Regions from separate parts of the Homo sapiens genome. Here region 1 is linked to region 2. Evidence: chromatin contacts called from ENCODE Hi-C data. All regions are on one chromosome and are shown on one strand. The core of a region is the stretch at or near the end of the contact, and the rest is flanking DNA. Distances in the headings are between cores, read along the strand shown.

The links. Hi-C counts contacts between places; a loop is a spot of excess contacts on that map. Pooled maps may share reads with other maps.
Region 1: a loop to region 2 is called in a map of B cell, with 10 times the contacts of the local background. The contact joins the promoter of NFRKB here to the promoter of CHEK1 in region 2. A Hi-C loop is called at or near these places in 1 of 168 maps with a recorded cell type or tissue (B cell) and 5 of 50 pooled maps.

Annotation. Positions count from the first base shown.
Region 1 is chr11:129,894,328-129,900,890 of GRCh38, forward strand. NFRKB (nuclear factor related to kappaB binding protein) reads right to left here and starts at 1,251. Exons shown (of 27, transcript NM_001143835.2): 1 at 1,169-1,251; 2 at 32-111. It overlaps PRDM10 (PR/SET domain 10), which reads right to left. Exons shown (of 21, transcript NM_199437.2): 21 at 5,384-6,563. RefSeq lists a silencer at 968-1,407.
Region 2 is chr11:125,620,787-125,626,907 of GRCh38, forward strand. It overlaps CHEK1 (checkpoint kinase 1), which reads left to right and starts at 4,377. Exons shown (of 13, transcript NM_001114122.3): 1 at 4,377-5,226; 2 at 5,963-6,047. The coding sequence starts at 5,983. It overlaps LOC118567325 (a long non-coding RNA gene), which reads right to left and starts at 5,108. Exons shown (of 1, transcript NR_170378.1): 1 at 4,351-5,108. It overlaps STT3A (STT3 oligosaccharyltransferase complex catalytic subunit A), which reads left to right. Exons shown (of 18, transcript NM_152713.5): 18 at 1-2,305. The coding sequence ends at 24. RefSeq lists enhancers at 4,543-5,052, 5,869-6,121, 5,973-6,022.

The DNA of each region.
Region 1 (6,563 bases), core at 1-2,500, 4.3 Mb after region 2:
TTCCACAAACACCACATTCCACAAATCTTACCACGCCAGGTGTCAATTTCCTTATTTGAGGAAGGGAAGCTGGACCAGGTCCTCCCTCCCGTTATTTCCAATTCTGGAATCCTGCAATGAATAATCTCTAGATGAGTGACAGTGTGAATTACGTAATACAGGTACTTTTCTTTTCCAAAATTCTCCAATGATAAAGAACAGTTCTAGAATAACTATATGTAAAATGAAGCATGTTCCACTAAATTATTTCAAGCTCCCTTGAAGAGATTTCAGATCCATGTAAAGATATAGCAGAAACTTAAGCGTTGAGTCAAGTCACGTGGGTGGTCCCCAAGCAACTGTGCCCCCTCATCACCCTTCAGCACATGGTGAAATGACATCCTCATCATGCCTATGCCTAAATAAGTGAAGCGGGTGAGACAGCACATAGCATGTGAGTTTAACAAAACTTCAAAATAGCACCAAAAAAAAATTGCAGAAGCAACCTGATGCTCAGAATAAAACCTTCTTAACAGAACTGGCATAGAACAGACTATCAACTGCAAAGTCAGTGTCCTACCTGCCTCTTAGGAGGTCTCTATACAACTTGCTCACAAGTTTCTTCAGTGACGGTGCGTGTCTAGCTAAAGTTAATCTAGTCCACTGACAACCTTTGCACTGCCACTATTCTGAACAGAATCTCAAAATACCAAAACCAGGCAGCTGCCAGGGAGTTGGACCCCGGAAGCCAAGGATTTCCAGATCTTCGGGCGTTCTGAACCTCTTCACTAGACCACGAAGGCCTCTCGGCCTCTCATCACTGGCTTTCAGCACCTGGTCTAACTTTCCCCGCTGGACCCTCCCCAACGCAGAAGCTAAACCCTCGGGTCCTTCCAGAGCAACCGCCGGCTCCAAAGCCCTCAACTCTGCAGCAAATTCCCCTCCGGTGCCAGCCCGGCTGGCCCAAGGCCCGGGTCCAATCCTCAGAACTGCACGGCTCGGCCCCGCCCCTCCCCCACGCCGTGCCTAACCCTAACCCCCAGCCTCACGCGTCGCACCGCTCCCCACGCCCCGCTCCCGCTCCCCACGCCCACACGGGCAGCGACCTCGCGGACCCAGCCGCCCGCTCCCGCTCCCTCCACTCCCAGGAGACACTTCAACCCTTTCGCCGCCCCTTGCCCGCCCTCACCTGAACCGCGGGCGCCGGCCCCCTAACCCGCAGCCCTTCTCCGGCCGCGGGCTCCCAGACGCACTCGCTCCCGCAAGGAGTCTGGGTGCGCGCACGCTCTGGGCCTGCGCGGCGGAAGGGGCGGGGCAGCGCGGGGCGGGGCCTGGAGGGTGCCGGGGCGGGGCCACAGCGGGCGGGTCCTGGAGCGGCTCGGGAGAGCGGAGGGTCGGCGAGGGTGCCTGCGCGCGGCTGGGCCTGGGGATGCAGGTTCCAGCCTGCTTGCGCGTCTCACCTGATTTAGGAGCTTCCAGAGGCCCCAGACAGTGCCTGTCTTTGCCTGACCGCGAATCAAAGTTCCATAGCCCGTGAGCGAAGGCACGTCTATTAGCTGACGTTTGCAGAGAGCATACCCTGCCCCAGGCCCTATGCTAAGCACTTTCTACCCACCGTCTTTGTGCTGCAGCCCTGTGAGCTATGCACTATTAGTGCCCATTTTACAGTTGAGGACATGAGTAGAACGCGACCTCAGCCTGTGCTTCCGAGTTCCTTCATTCCTCCTTCCCGTCCCCGGGCCCTCGATGTCCAGAAAGAATGTAAACACATCGAAGGATCACATTTTAAAGTTAAACTCCATCATTTTCCTCTTCTTAGATATGAAGGCCCCTTTCCTGTTATTCACTGGGTTTTGCTTAGTACGGCTTCACACTACTTATTCCAGGTACTCCCAGCAGTGGCGCAGAGACCATCCTCAGTTCTGTGTGTGGATGGGACCAGAGAAGCCGGCCGGCCGAGCTAATGTTCTTCCCTTCCTGGAAGAGAGTAGTTTCCAAACAACCCGATCTCTGTTCCTCTACTGGCTCCACATATGCTCTAAGTTCCTGTTACACTGTTGAGAGGCTCTTGAATTAGAAACTATCGAGTATAAATGGCAGTGGAATATCACTCTATAGTTGTCACCGATATTTCCCTTACCTTGAGATTGTGACAAGACCAGAAAGAGAAAAAGAGTAAAAACAATGTAAACTATAATTTTTGATAGACTTTGTTTTTTTAAAGTGGTTTAAAGTTAACAAAATTGAGCAGAAAGATATTTTCCAAATACTCCCCGCCCCACCTCCCCACATGCATCGCCTTCCCTTTATCAACATCCTCTACCAGAGTGGTACATTTCTTAGAACTGATGAACCCGGCCCGGCCTGGTGGCTCACGCCTGTAATCCCAACACTTTGGGAGGCCGAGGCGGGCGGATCCCGAGATCAGGAGATCGAGACCATCCTGGCCAACATGGTGAAACCGCGTCTCTACTAAAAATACAAAAATTCGCCGGTCGTGGTGGCGGGCACCTGTAGTCCCAGCTACTCGGGAGCTGAGGCAGGAGAATTGCTTGAACCGGGGAGGCGGAGGTTGCAGTGAGCCGAGATTGAGCCATTGCACTCCAGCCTGTCGACAGAGCGAGACAGAGCGAGACTCCATCTCAAACAAAAGAACTGATGAACCTACATTGATACATCATTACCCACCATCACAGTATAATGCAGAGTAATTTCACTGTCTTAAAAATCATCTGTGCTCTGCATATTCATCTCTCCCTCTCCTCTACCCCTGGCAACCGCTGATCTTTTTGTCTCCATAGTTTTGCCTTTTTCCAGAGTGTCATCTAGTTGGAATTACATAGTATGTAGCCGTTTCAGATTGGCTTCCTTCCCGTAGTAACAGGCATTGAAGTTTCCTCCATGTCTTTTCATGGCTTGATAGCTCCTATTTCTTTTTAGTGCTGAATAATATTCCATTGTGTCGATATATCACAGTTTTATCTATTCGCTTACTGAAAGATATCTTCATTGTTTCCAGGTTTTGGCAATTATGAATCAAGCAATTATGAATCAAACAACCCAGAAATCCAACCACCCACTCCAGGCATCTTTGCATGAACGTATCAAAAACACCTCAGTCCCAATGCCCAGGATCTTCCCCTTTGAGAGGCTGAGATGGGTGGATCACTTGAGCCCAGGAATTGGAGACCAGCCTGGGCAATATGGTGAAACCCCATCTCTACTAAAATAAATACAAAAAATTAGCCAGGTGTGGTGGCACGTGCCTGTAGTCCCAGCTACTCAGGAGACTGAGGTGGGAGAATCGCTTGAGCCAGGGAGATCGAAGCTGCCGTGAGCTGTGATTGCACCACTGCACTCCAGCCTGGGCAACAGAGTGAAACCCTGTCTCAAAAAAGTAAAAAGAAAAATAAAACAACAAAGAATAAGTAAGACTTTTCCTTTACCTTCATTATTAAAGGTAATAATGATGTTCTTTCTTTATATAGATCTGAGGTTCTGACTTTTATCATTTTTCTTCTCTCTGAAAAACTTAACATTCTCTCCAAGGCAGGTCTACTGGCAACAAATCCCCTTTGCTTTTGGGGGATAATTTCATGGGCTACAGCATTCTAGGTTAGACACTGCTTTTTTCTCTCAACACCTTAAACATTTCATTCCACTCGCTCCTTGTGTGCACAGTTTCTGAAGAAAAGTCATTTTTTGTTCATTTGTTTTTTGGTTTTGAAGGATTTTTTTGCATTTATCCTGTGTGTCCTCTGAGCTTCCCGGATCTGTGGTTTCATCTTCCATATTGATTTGGGGAAATAATCAATCATTATTGCTTCAAATATTTCTTCTGTTCCTTTCTCTGTCTTCTGCTAGTATTCCCATGAGGCATAGTTATACCTTTTTTTCATCATCTCACAGTTTTTGGATATTGTTTGTCTTTCAGTTATAGAGGTTTCTATTGAGATATCCTTAAGCTCAGCAATTCTTTCCTAAGATGTGTCTAGTCTACCATTTAGCCTCTCACAGCTACTCTTCATGTTTTTTTTTTTTTTTTTTTTTTTTTTGAGGTGGAGTCTTGCACTGTGACCCAGGCTGGAGTGCAGAGGCGCAATCTCAGCTCTCTGCAACCTCCACCACCCAGGTTCAAGCGATTCTCCCACTTCAGCCTCCTGAGTAGCTGGGATTACAGGCACCCACCACCACGCCTGGCTAATTTTTGTATTTTTAGTAGAAGCAGGGTTACACCGTGTTGGCCAGGCTGGTCTTGAACTCCTGACCTCAAATGATCCACCCACTTCAGCCTCCCAAAGTGCTGGGTTTACAGGCATGAGCTGCCGTGCCCAGCCTACTCTTCATTTTTTATCTCTAGCATTTTAGCTCATTCTTAGGATTTCCATCTCTCTCCTTACATTGTTTGTTATTGCTTGTTGTCTACTTTCTCTAGTAGAGCCCTTTTCATATTAATCACAGTTGTTTCAAATTCCCAGTCTGTGAATTCCAACATCTCGGCCATATCTAATTCTGGGTCTGATGTTTGCTCTCTTTCTTCAAACTTGTGTCTTTTGCCTCTTAGTATGCCTTGTAATGTTTTTCTTGATAGCTGGTCATGATGTGCCAGGTAGAGAGAGCTTCTGTAAGTAGGCCTTTAGCAATGTGGTGGTAAGGTGTTGGGGTTGGGGAAGCATTCTGTATTCCTAAAGGAGGCCTCAGTCTTCTGGTGAGCCTGTGCCTCTGGACTGTGAACTTCACGAATGCTACGCAGTTATCCCCTCTTAGATGAGGGACAATGGCTGGAATGGGCTGGGGCTGGCTATTTCCTTTCCTCCAGGTGACTGAGGTTCTGCTATAACTTCAGCAGGTTCGGTGCTTGTTATAATAGAAAGATCAGAAAGCTCTGGAGTATTTCAAAATGGTTCCTTCTCCCCTTCCTCTGCTGGAAGCATGAGGGAATTTTTCTCCAAATTTCACTGTGAGAACCTAGTCAAGCTCCTGGGGATAAAACTCACAAAAGTGTGGGTCTCCCTTGACCCCCCCTCCAGTGACTGAGTTCCCTGGAGTTTTTAACCTCTCAGATTTCTCCACGCTGAGCCTGCAGCAATTCATCAAATATAGTTCAAGTTTTCCTACCCTGGCGCTGGTTCTCATAGAGGTTATTGATCGTGGATTTTTTTCTCACGGGTTTCTGTTCAATAAGCTATGATTCTCTGTATTTGCCTGTTTGTCTTTCCAATTTTGGGGACAGCAGTTTGTCCTGTGGGCTCAACTTTCTGATGGATCTAAGGAGAGATGTTGATCTTTCCATTTGCTCAGCTTCTTACTTATTGCTAGGATGGAGGGACAACTTCCAAGCTTCCTGTATGCCACGCTGGAAACCAAAAGTTGCAATTCTTCAAAGAAAAAAAAATAGCTCTTGTAGCTTCACACATACAAACATGTTTATTAAAAAATATATTTATTAATTTTTACACCTGCTGCATAGCACAAGACTATTAACACTATAACTCACTGAATGTACAATAAATGTTCACATTTAAATAACAGGATAGGGTCAACATTTTCAACCAGTGGGTCAGCTTTAGCATCTCATGAAGTGCTTTTTAGACCTAGATATCTTAAGAGTTTTTTTGAAAGGATACTTCCAAGTCAGAAAACAAGAAGATCAAAACAATAGGTTTTTCCAGAATAACAGGAATTTTACATGATGAAATGTCTATTTCTGTCGGTACAAATCAATGATAAAAACAAAATCTACATCCAACCTACTCCAAAATACTCACACTGGACTGAATGAAGTCTACAGTGTCAATGTGTCTTGAGAGAGGCCACAATATCCACACTGGCTACATACATGTTTTCCAAATTAAGTTTTCTGATGGCTCATCATTTGCCATCTCTTCAAATCCAGGTCCTTTTAAAAATCTATGACCTTGGAATGAATGTGCAGAATACCTGATCTGAAAGCCATGCGATTTGGCTCGACTGCCATCCGCATCTCTGGCTGATAATATACAAATTAGTTTTAGAGTCTTTATTTCACTTAAGGACCAAAGAAGAAGAAGAAGAAGAAGAAGAAGAAGACAACTTAGAAGGGAAAGCAACAAAGAGGTCCTTCCACAATATTTTCCTCTGTGTATTTTAAAACTTAAAACAACTGCCATAAAATGAACATTCCATTCAGTGATTCTTTTCAGTTTTCCAATAAGTTATTCCTGAAGGGAGGGGAGATACCTTATGGTTCAAATTAAAAAGAACGTAACAGGGCCAAATTTAAGTTATAAAAGCTAAAACTGAACCTTTAGAAAATTCCACTAGTCTTCTCCTAGAAAGTCTTTCTAGACCGGACACTAGGATATTTGTAATCATTACACTGTGGGACTTAGGGAACCCGAACCTGTGTTTTGCAATGCAGGGTCAATATTTTCTGTTGAATATCTTTGTCACAAAGAGAGTCCATTTTCAGTTTCCATATGTTTATGAAGTAATTTTCTCAAGTTCTCTTAGTACTCAAACATTGGGGAACAACTACATGAACGCAGTCTCAGAAATAAAGTGCGAAATCTACACATCAATAAAGTTCTTTTAACAGAATTGTT
Region 2 (6,121 bases), core at 3,127-5,626:
AATCGAGGCTTGTCAAGGACATAAATGTCACGTCCAGCTCTGATATGCTTCGCACTGAGCACATCACATTTAGGACGTTGAAGATTTTTTTTTTTTTTTTTTTTTAATATGCAGTTTGTAAGAACAAAACTGGATGGCATCAGAATTGTCTGGAAGTTTTGTCTTGGGCAGTATGGGCTGGGCCAAATGAAATGATTTTTATAATTCTAAACAGGTTACCAAATGAAATGTCATGGCTTTACTTTGGTCAATTAAAGGGGGGAATTTTTTTAAAAAATGTGCCTTATTTGTTTTGACTTATAACTGATTTGAGGGAGGCAAAAGCTATGCTAGGCTGCCAGAAGGACATAAGCAGACCTTGTCCATTCTCTTAGCTCCCTAAATTAGCCAAATAGAGACTTCTTTCTCAAATCAGGAAAACTATCAAAGACCAATTCAGATCCTACATTTACAGACAGTTTTGTCATAACCCTTTGCATTGCAGCACCTAGTACAATTCCTTGGAAACAGCGTGGCTCAATAAATTTTTATTGAATGAATAAATGTGGGACCAGAAGAGTGCTAGAAGAGTGCCTTTCTGGGCTACTATGTCTCTGTTCTCAATGTCTTTTATCCTTAGACGCTCTTTGACTTTATAAATCAGCAGTTTTGAAGACTCAAGACAAACAGTGAAATTATTGGTTTATCAATGGAGAGGAAGAAACTCTTCCAGCATTACATATAGAGCTTGATGGTCAGTAGGTGTTTTTGAATCAGCTTAAATATAATCATACATATCAATTTGAAATGGAGCTTTTCAGTACTCTCACTTATTCATGACACAGGAATGACCCTTTACTCAAAACTCTTGTGGTTGTTCAAAGGTGAGCTTCTTTTTCCCTTAGTCTTAGCCTATGTGTTGCTGTTGTATATTGTTACCAAGTTCAACTACCTAATTTTGAAGCTCTTTCCAAATAAGATACAAATTAAAAGGGGAAGCATTGCCAGTAACAGGTCCCTAGAGAGCAGTGCCAGCCTGCCTGCAAGAAAAGAGGAGAAACTTCTTAAAAAGTTTTAAGCCTGGGCAACATAAGGAGATTGTTTCTATGAAAAATAAAAATTAGCCAGGTATGGTGGTGTACACCTGTAGTCCCAGCTACTCGGGAAGATGAGATTGGAGGATCACTTGGGCCTGGGAGGTTGAGGCTACAGTGAACTGTGATTGTGCCACTGTACTCCAGTCTGGGCGACAGTGAAATCTTGTCTAAACAAAAACAATTTAACTGGGAAGCACAGTGGTCCTTGAGGACATTTAATATCAGGACAAAGAGCCTATGAATATATCACTGATGTATATAAACCCTAAGGCGTTAATAAAAGCTAACTGTTTAGTGTTATCCATTTAAGGGAACAGGAGGAATTGCATAACTTTTAGATTAGTCATAGTGGTGCTCCTAAGGGATATGCTGTTGTATATTTGTATAGCCAGGGCACTTAGCCTTCCAAACCAATTTATATACCATGTTCTTCAACTGTGGGTGAGATTTAGCCTCAAGATTTGATTTACTATATGTAAGTACATTACTTGATTTCTATAAAGAATCTTTAGTGGAAGAGGTTATTCTGAATTATTTATCAATATGATTAATACCAGTTAGAAATTATTAATGATCTTCCTTTATACTATACATAGGATAACTTTTAACTTGTCGCTACAGTTGTTGCTCTGAGGATCTTAATTTTGTTACTTTCTAGGCTACATGAAGCTATCTTTTTAAAAAGTGTACTCTTCATTTTCACTGTTATTGTGTACTTAGCATAAAAAACTCAAATCTAGGCCAGGTGCAGTGGCTCATGCCTGTAATCCCAGCACTTTGGGAGGCTGAAGCATGCGGATCACTTGAGCCCAGGAGTTCAAGACCAGCCTGGGCAACATGGCTAATGAACACTAAGCATAGTTTTGATGTCTTTCATATTAAAGACTTTCTCAAATTCTTGCTAGTCTGCTCCTCTTTAAGAGTGGGACCCTAGGCAGGGCGCAGTGGATCATGCCTGTAATCCCAGCACTTTGGGAGGCCGAGGCAGGCAGATCACTTGAGGCCAGGAGTTTGAGACCGGCCTGGCAACGTGGGAAAACTCTGTCTCTACTAAAAATACAAAAATTAGCTGGGTGTGGGGTACACACCCTGTAATCTCAGCTACTGGGGAGGCTGAGGCATGAGAATTGCCCAGGAGGTGGAGGTTGCAGTGAGCAGACATCATGCCACTGCACTCCAACCTGGGAGACAGAGCAAGACTGTCTCAAAAAAAAAAAAAAAAAAAAAAAAGAGTGGGACCCAAAAAAGCTGATTGAAAGGTCTGTTTGTAGGGGGTGTAGATGGGGATTAATAATGTGGGTTTCAATCTACTGTGATCTGGCTGGGCTGTTACATTGGGAAATCCATGATACTGATTTTTAGATTTTTATCTTTTGCATAGGTAAGATTCCCTTGAGAAGGCTTGCATATTCTCTTACTCAAGGATGTAAGCCAGGCAGTCAGCTTTCTGGGAGTAGAGTAGGGAAAGAAGTTGTAACAGGCTCAACCTTCAGTGGATAAAACTTAAACTTAATCCCTCCGTTTTCAGTAAGGTGCCCAAGCTTTTAACTGTGCCTAATGGTCTCCAGTTCACATACTGTGCATTTACCCTCTTAAATCTCGTACCAGCTTTGGGGAGGGACAGTTCCTTGGTTACATAGAAAGGGAAGGGATACGGGGATCTATTTGTTTTTTATGTAGCCTTTAAACCTACCCCTTTTAGCCCCATTTTTACCTCCACCTTCAGTTACCTGGTGTCACCAGTTCAACTTGAGCTTTTTCAGAGTTCTGTGATGTTAATTCTGCTTTCCATTGCTAGCTTTGGGATTCATCTTCATTACCTTTCATCTAAAGGCTTTCTGCTTTCCAAAATGTGTCTCATACTCTGTTCTTATGGGTTCTTTTAAATATTGGTATCCTTTACTATTAAAATATTTTAGTGGGCTTTCAGAAGAGAATAGAGGCTATTTCTATGTATTCTGTCTTTAACTGGTATTCTGCTGGAGTCTGTATATCTTTTTTTTTTTTTTTTTCAGGCTAAAAAGACTCCATCAGACACACAGGAAATTTGCAGGTCTTCCTCTTCGTATTCTTTGTTTTCAGCACACAGTGAGGAAACAAGAGAAAATGGGATAAATGATATAAAAACTTGCTTTTATTTTTATACCAGGCCCTGTGGCTCGCTTCTGTAATCCCAGTGACTTGGGATGCTGAGGTAGGAGGATCACTTGAGCTCAGGAGTTCCAGGCTGCAGTGAGCTAAGACTGCCCAATTGCACTCCAGCCTGGGTGACAGAGCAACACACCCTGTCTCCAAAAACAACAAACTGTAAAAAGATTACATGAAGCCTAATCTGTGATGTCATGATTCAAAACTATACACATAAGCATTTTAAGAGTTTTTTCCTTGATTTTTGTTCCTGACTTTGCTTCTTTAAAAGAAATGTGTGTTTTTGTTGTTGGTTGTTTGTTTTTGAGACGGAGTCTTGCTCTGTTGCCCAGGCTGGAGTGCAGTGGCACAATCTCTGCTCACTGCAGCCTCTGCCTCCTGGGTAGCTGGGATTACAGGCACTCGCCATCGTGCCCGGCTAATTTTTGTATTTTTAGTAGAGACGGGGGTTTCACCATGTTGGCCAGGCTGGTCTTGAACTGCTGACCTCAGGTGATCCATACGCCTCAGCTTCCCAAAGTGTTGGGATTACACGTGTGAGCCACCAGGCCCCGGCCTTGAGTAACATTTTATACTTGTTTCACTTTACTATTATCATAATAGCCAGTTATGCTTAGTGTTTGTATGTGGCCCAGTCTTAAGGACTAAGAAAATATATATGTATATATATAAAATATATACATATAAAAAAATATGTTTTTTTCCTACGGAATCATGCTGTTGCCCAGGCTGGAGTGCAGTAGTGCTCACTAACCTCTAACTCCTGGACTCAAACGATTGTTCTGCTTAGGCCTCCCAAGTAGCTAGGGCTACAGGGACACACCACCAAGCCCGACTAATTCCTAAATTTTTTTATTTGTAGAGATGGGGTCTCCCTATGTTCCCCAGGCTGGTCCTGAACTCCTGGCCTCAAGCCATTCTCCTGCCTCGCCTTCCCAAAGTGCTGGAATTACAGGCAGGAGCCACTGCGCCCGGCCAGTGCTGGAGAATGTAATGGAGATGATCCTGCCTATCCCTGAGTTCCAGTCTAGTTTACTGTCAGAGAATACTTATTTCCATTTTTCCTATTTTGTTCTTGAGTCTCTTTCCTCAGAATTTACTTTTCCACTTAAATGACGTACGCAGCTTTTAAATTTGCGTTGTAAGATTTATTTTGGCTCTCCCCGCCTGTTCTTTGCACATTAAAAATGAAAAAGTTTGTAGAACTAAGCTAAGCAGATGGTCTTCCTGCAAAAAGACCGGGCTGAAGTAAAGCATTGTTTTGGAGCTGGTTCACAGAAAAAAGGCAAAACTGGTTATCCTGACTTCAAGCTCCAACATAAACTGCTCGCTTTCTCCGGGAAACTTGCCCCGCCACACACACTTGACTGCGTGGCCAGTTCTTTCGAAGCCTCTCGCTCCCAACACGGAGTTCCTCCCATTTCTTCACAGTCGGCTCTCAGCAGCTGCTGCTGGTTTCTCGGCTCCAGCACCACGAGTACCGCACTCTGAGGTTTACAAAGCACTCTGCTTCACCGACTGTGATCCTCACAGTCCTGTCCGGTGGCCTCACGCAGGTGGCGGTGCAGCCTTTCAGGCCCAGAGCGGCCAGGAGCGAAGCCCGCAGCCCCGCCTGGAAGCGCAGCGCGGTCGGTCGCGCGCCCCTGAGGCTTGGAGGCCTGGGCTTCCCCCAGCAGCGCTCGAGCACCGCCCAGTCGAGCCTCACACCGGATGCCACTTCATATTTGGGCCCAGAGCTCAATTCGCGCCGATGCGGTCCGCCGTCCTTAAATCTCTTCAGCCAGGATCTCTCCCCGACTGCAAAGCAGCCCTGGGCGGGAGCGGCAACATCTCCACGTCACCCTTTTGGAGCCGCCGACATTCAGAGGGGCAGGACACGGGAACGCGCGCTGTCTTGCTTTACGGCGCGGGTGCGCGAGTTTGCGGCAGCGTGACGCCCTCAAGTTTTGGCGGGAAAAGCGCTGCATTTGGATTCCTGCAGTGGTGGGCAAAGGACAGTCCGGTGAGGAAGGGCGGCCGGTAGAGTAGGGAAGGTTTCTAAAGAAGGAGTTCGGGGTCTAGATTAGTGAGGGAGGGCATGGTGGGAGAAAGTTAGCATTGACTAGCGCAGGGGATTGGAGAGACTCCTGCGGAGGGGCGGTTTCGGAGGGTGGAGGAATGGTACCAGGAGGTTCCCGTTGTGGGGGCGGGGGCAGGAGGGACTAACCCGCTGCTAGCTAAGAACCCCAAGGAAGAGTCCCAGCCCTTCCTTTCGCCTCTGGGGGCAGTTTGGCCCCGCCCCGGCCTTTGGGACGGGTGGGGCTGTGGATGGGGATGGGAATTGGAATTGAGCAATTGGGAGGAGGCGCTGCCGCAGGCGTTTTCTGCCCCATACCGCTCCCTATATCCTCTTCCTCTCTTCCCCAGACCCCCACCTCTCCCTCCTCCTTCCCCAGTCGTTCGCCGGAAAGCATTTGTCTCCCACCTCTTCATAACAACAATTAATTTCCTCTGGGGCCTGAGGAGGGCAGAATTTCAACCTTCGGTGTGCTTGGGAGTGGCGATTGTGATTTACACGACAAAATGGTCAGGTTTAGAATAGTTGTTCGTGGTTGAAAGACTTGGATAAATGTGGATGAGATAGAAGGGGAAGGCAAGAGCTGTTAATTTTCGTGGGCAATCCTGGGGAGAGGCGGGGCTCAGTGGCTTCACTGGTGATCTTACACTCTACATCTTTTCTGGATTCCTGCCTTTTACAGCCGAGGTGCTCGGTGGAGTCATGGCAGTGCCCTTTGTGGAAGACTGGGACTTGGTGCAAACCCTGGGAGAAGGTGCCTATGGAGAGTGAGTTCTTTTAAGCTTGCCTTCGTTTTCTGAGTGCATATTCATTGTTTTGGAGTCTCACACTCTGGTGATTT